Regions from separate parts of the Homo sapiens genome. Here region 1 is linked to region 2. A link is a loop called in an ENCODE intact Hi-C map of the cell type or tissue named here. Cell type or tissue: B cell. All regions are shown on one strand. Links, peaks and the distances in the headings refer to the core of each region. The heading gives the core; the rest is flanking DNA.

What was found. A loop is a pair of places that touch in the nucleus more often than their neighbours do. Peaks named below come from ENCODE experiments on the same cell type or tissue, not always from the same donor. Only the 100,000 strongest peaks of a DNase experiment are listed, where the experiment ranks them.
Region 1: it touches region 2 in a loop (1.9-fold over the local background); 8 of 110 quality-filtered maps call a loop at or near these places.

Annotation. Positions count from the first base shown.
Region 1 is chr5:146,163,941-146,166,866 of GRCh38, forward strand. It overlaps LARS1 (leucyl-tRNA synthetase 1), which reads right to left. Exons shown (of 32, transcript NM_020117.11): 6 at 370-531. Among named protein-coding and RNA genes, the nearest start is that of LARS1, 17 kb to the right of the region's middle. In B cell, for the core only: no CTCF peak of the experiment used is centred there; no DNase peak of the experiment used is centred there.
Region 2 is chr5:146,207,533-146,210,458 of GRCh38, forward strand. The region is part of intron 1 of RBM27-POU4F3 (RBM27-POU4F3 readthrough); the gene reads left to right. All of the region lies in intron 1 of RBM27 (RNA binding motif protein 27), which reads left to right. Among named protein-coding and RNA genes, the nearest start is that of RBM27-POU4F3, 5.4 kb to the left of the region's middle. In B cell, for the core only: a CTCF peak has its summit at 1,741; no DNase peak of the experiment used is centred there; H3K27ac peaks cover 672 bases.

The DNA.
Region 1 (2,926 bases), core at 113-2,612, 44 kb before region 2:
AGAAAGAGGGAAACAAGCCAGTCAGTGGAGCAGTCAGAACACAAACATTTACCAATTAAGTTTGCCACCTTATATGGGTACAGTGTGTGGCAACCCAAAACAATTAGAATAATAACATCAAAGATCACTGAATATAGATCACCATAACAGATAATAATAAAGTTTGAAATATTAAAATAATTGCCAAAATGTGACATGAAGTAAGCAAATGCTGTTGGAAAAATGGTGCCACTAGACTTGCTCAACGCAGGGTTGCCACAAATCTTCAATTGTAAAAAAAATCCATGTCTGGAAAGCACAATAAAGCAAAGCACAATAAAAAAGCACATACTTGTAAATGCTTTCCTCATATTTCCTTTATAGACATACCTTCAAACCCATTCTTTTTAAATCCTGAATAGCCAGTGGCGGGAAATAATCAAGCCAATGTTCTGCTTCAGAAAATTTTACTATCTCTTCATCAGACAGGCCAAGGGATTTCATAATGCCCCACTGGTATTTAGAAGATCCAGCTTTAGCAGCAGCTTTACTCTGAAAATAATGGAGAAAAATAAACTCGATCAAAGAATAACCAACACTCCAGGAAAATGACCCAAGATATTAATGAATGTAATTTTTTTACATTCTAAAATAATGCTGATACATCAGAACACTGCAGGAATTAGTTGTACTATTAGTCTGTACTAAAAGTACTAGTCTGTACTAAATAGTACTAATTTAGTCTGTCAAACTGTATAGCCAAGATATCCGCCAAGACACTGGCACCAATAATAACTAAATGGATGGCAACATAAAGAACTACCCATTATGAAGATAAGATCTCAATACCAAACCTTCTGTTTCTTTTATCCTAATACCACATTTACCTTATTTACCTATAAAGAGGCTACTCATAAGACTTTCCTCCTTTTCCAAAAATTATGAATATCCAAGAGACAACCAAATGCCAGAAGTTGAAGGTAGGAAATTTGGTTAAACTGTAACACTATAATGAGGCAGCATAAGAAAATTTTGAGGATGACAGAATTGCTCTATATGATACTGTGCTGGTAGAAACATGACTCCAGGCATTTTCAAACTCACAGAATTATACACCACAAAGAGGAAATTTTGGGCCTGGCACAGTAGCTCACACCTGTAATATCAGCACTTTGGGAGGCCGAGGCAGGCAGATCACGAGGTCAGGACTTCGAGACCAGCCTGGCCAATGTGGTGAAACCCCATCTCTACTAAAAATACGAAAATTAGCCGGGCATGGTGGCAAGCGCCCGTAATCCCAGCTACCCTGGAGGCTGAGGCAGGAGAATCACTTGAACCGGGAGGCGGAGGTTGCAGTGAGCCGAGACTGTGCCACTGTACTTCAAAGCCCAGGTGACAGAGAGAGACTCCATCTCAAACAACAACAACAACAATAATAAAAATAATAACAATAATACAAAAATTAGCTGGGCGTGGTGGCACACACCTGTAATCCCAGCTATTTGGGAGACTAAAACATGAGAATTGCTTGAACCCAGGAGGCAGAGGTTGCAGTGAGCCAAGACTCCACCACTGTACTCCAGCCTGGGTGACAGAGCAAGACTATGTCTTGAAAAAAACAAAAAAAAAAGTAAATTTTATGGTATGTAAATTTTTAAAAAATTCAACCACGATGCTGAAGGAACCTGAGGAATGCAGACTGTGACAAATCTATCTAACTGCATTACAAATATATGATATAACCACACTCAAGGGGGAGGGAAGAAAGGAGCTGATCTAGGCAGTTTTGGAAAACAGTGTGATTAGATTCTAAAGACAAAAAGAATTACACACAAACACTGTACTTTTGTCAGTAAAATTGTTTCTCCCAGGGGTATAGGTTGGCAATTCTGAAACTACTAGTAGTCTAGGATGGAACAAATAAAGAAATATACTATAGGTAATGAGAGCCAAGTTTCTCACTGTTGTAGTAAGAAGTCACAAATAAGCCAAGGGAAAATGCTAGAATGAGACCCATGGTGCTAAAATGGAGCCAGGGGTATCAATATGAACTTACTTGTTTTTTAATAAACATTCAAATACATAAAGAAATAAAAACAGATGTGTATGCATGGCTTAGCAGACATAAATATATTTCCTTGCTCTGTCCACTGAGAGTGCCTAGAAGCAGTGATACCCCCAGGCAATGAGCACACCCAGCATTCAGGCCATAGTTTCTGAACACCATTCTTCAATAAAAGAAACCTTGGAGAAGTGGTTGATTCCTTGGTTGAATCACGGAAAATACAAGCCTGGAACAGCTTGTGACACCATAAAGAAAGCAATTGCTTTGAACAAAGGAAGATGAGGGAATGTCTAATGGACACAGGAGCCAAGCTAAAAAAACTCCCAATGGCCACAGCTAGAACAATTTATTTATTCTAGCTTTATTCTAATAAAAAAGAACAATTTGACAACAAATTACGGTGTTGTTAACAACCACACACACACACTCAAAAACAACCCAATAGCCAGGCACAGAGGTATAAGCCTATAGTTCCAGCTACTCAGGAGACTGAGGTGAGAAGACAGCTTGAGCCCCAGAGCTGAAGACCAGCAACATAGTGAGACTCCATCTCTTAAAAAACAAAAAGCTCAATGGTATTGGCTTATAACCTGAAGAATAAAGTGAATATCCATGAATCCATATGACATAGAAAGGACAGATTAAGTAAGTGGGGGAGAAAGGACAGCTCTTCTTTTCAGAGGAATTATAGATAATAAATGTAAAAAGAAAGAGGAAAATGGAAAATCATGATTAGAAGACTAGAGTAATAATTGTTGTAGGCAAGATCCACTGATGAATGCTAAAATTAATGAGCAAATATTTAAAAAGAAACACAGTATTATTTCCATGGCCTCAAAAGATCTCTCCCAAAATATATATTAATTATTTAAAAAAAAATGA
Region 2 (2,926 bases), core at 214-2,713:
TTACATTTTCTTATTTAGCTTAGTTTACAGTAAATTAAATTTATGAAAGCTTCCAATTCCCGGGGGATTTTTAAAATGTTACATCTTGTCCCTAGTGAAACATATGCATGTAACGGGAGATATTTCTTTTTTTTTTTTTTTTTTGAGACAGGGTCTCTGTCGCCCAGGCTGGAGTGCAGTGGCACGATCTTGGCTCACTGCAACCTCCGTCTTCGGGGTTCAAGCGATTCTCCTGCCTCAGCCTCCCAAGTAGCTGGGATTACAGGCGTGTGCCACCATGCCTGGCTAATTTTTGTATTTTTGGTAGAGATGGGGTTTCACCGTGTTGGTCAGGCTGGTCTTGAACTCCTGACCTCAGGTGATCCGCCTCCCAAAGTGCTGGGATTACAGGCATGAGCCACCACACCTGGCCTAACAGGTTTTTTTTTTTTTTTTTTTTTTTAAGACGGAGTCTTGCTCTGTTGCCCAGGCTGGAGTGCAGTGGCGTGATCTTGGCTCACTGCAACTTCTGCCTCCCGGGTTCAAGCAATTCTCCTGCCTCAGCCTCCTGAGTAGCTGGGATTACAGGTGCCCGCCACTACGCCCAGCTAATTTTTGTATTTTTAGTAGAGATGGAGTTTCACCACGTTGGTCAGGCTGGTCTCAAACCCCTGACCTCGTGATCCACCTGCCTCGGCCTCCAAAGTGCTGGGATTACAGGCGTGAGCCACTGCGCCCGGCCAACAGGAGGTATTTCTAAACCAATCTAGTTTACAGTTGATTATTCCCTATGGACAAGTTAGGAATGTCATGGGCTATTAGAGCTTATCTGTTACCTTCCATTCCCTTTGTAGGTGGCGAACATGTCTATTACTTTTATTAGAGGAAGGACAGGAGGGAGACAGGAAGAAATGACTCCTTAACTGGCTGGAATAGACTAGTACCACCATTTTTGTTGGCAATGCAGTAAAAGGGAGGGAAACCAATATCTCAGTCGAGAAGTTTGTCTCTTTCCCTACAGCTGCATGAATAGACTAGACTCAGTTCTTGTTTGGGGACTTCATCTTTCCTCAGTTTCAAAATATCCTGGATATCCTAGTCATAGAGACTGTAGGGATTATGCACAATTTAGAGATGTCATGGTTTCTTTCTGTCAGAAATAACTGCTCATTGTAAGAATGTGAACCCCTTTAAAGTAAGGTTCTGCTAAATTCAGGAAATAAGTGCATCACTAAAGAAATTTCTGCAAGTTTAAAAAAAGATCAGGCAAGCATTTTTCAGTAACCTGCATTTCTATCAAAACATGTTGTATTTAATGGGGAATGTTTTATTTATATTATATAAAATGTATAAATATGTATTATTCACTGCTGCTTGTTTGGCTTAGTGTAAAACTTTCTCTTGGTGTGTGTTTTAAAAAGCATGGTGGGATTTGTAAACTCTGGACAATTTGTCTGTCTTACTTTAATAGACATTGTTGTGTGAATCGGCATTTAATTTCTAGTTCCGTATCTATCTCTAATTCACTCTGTGACTTAGGATAAGTTGTCTAACCTTTTTCTATTAAACAGAACTAAATTTTATTTGCCTTTTACCTACGTCACCAAGTCTGTTATGAGTATTAATGATGTAGACTTTAAGTGGTTTGTGTACCTCTGAATCATTCTATAAATGTAAACAACATTTTATGGTTTTTGGAATATGAAAATACATGAAACTTTCTGCAAAAGTATTTTGCTTATTAATGTTAAACACCACTGCCACTTAAAAAATAATAATCAGTCTATTACAAGACAGACTAGAGTCTCATTGCAGGTCCTATAGGTAGGAACAGGAATTGCTAGTCAAAGTCATAGACTTGATGTGCAGTTTTTGTGATTTCTGGCCATATCAGTGTCTTTTAAAGTGCCCTAGGAGATTGAATATGTTGTCAGCTTGGAGAGTGATAGAAAAGGCAGCAATAAGGTTAATAGACTAAGTTTATTTTATTGGTTCATATTTATGGGTTCAGTGATCATGATGCATATACTTTGGTTGAACTCTAGAGTTTACATGTTGCTGTATGTTGGCAGTCCTTATCAAATTGAACTCTGGATAGTAATCTCTGCAGTTGCCCAAATGGGAGGAAAAATAATTATCTAGCAATTTTTGGAGCTGACCACCTGGTAAATAAACTACCAGCGTTAAATAAGTATTTTGGAGGTATATTCTTAAGTTTGGGAAGTACTGGTAATTTTCGAAGTGTACTTAGTTGCTTCAGAGAATTAGTGTGTCTCTAAAGTGCTGTGGGACTTAAGGATACCATTCACTATTTCATAGAAAAGAACTTTGGCCAGAAGACTTCTTGGCAAGTTTTAGTCTACTAACTTAAGAACATATTTGTTCTTATGTCCTTTGGTCTGCCTTTTAAAGATGTCTGACTTCATCCTTCCTGGCCCAATAACTATAGGCTAAAGCCAGAAGTTGCCTTTTTAGCCCTGTGTTTCTTGCCACTGTCTTCTCTTATCCTCTTACAGTGTTGCTACTTACTTCCTTATTAATCTCTTTTTATACAATGTATTATTTTGTACTGTAATTATTTGTTTTCGTATCCACCTCTTGGCCATGGGCGTGCAGGGCAAGGTCTGTTTTGTTTAAAGTAATTCCATTACCAAGCAATATGCTTGGCACTTAGTAAACACTCAGTATATGTTTAAATGAATGAACATTCTCATATGTATATACAGGTAATTGACAATTAGAAAAGTAAGAATTTTTTAGTAGTCTAATTTTGTGCATGTATTTAGCTAGTGGCTACTATACTAGGAGCTATGGTCCAAATATCCAAATGGTATTTGCAACTGATGAATGTATGTATATATTTTCCTCCCAAATAAATCTAGGGTTATTTCTTCCACATGATACTCATTCATGAAAGCCCCTAATTACTTAAGGGGAAGATGAAAGT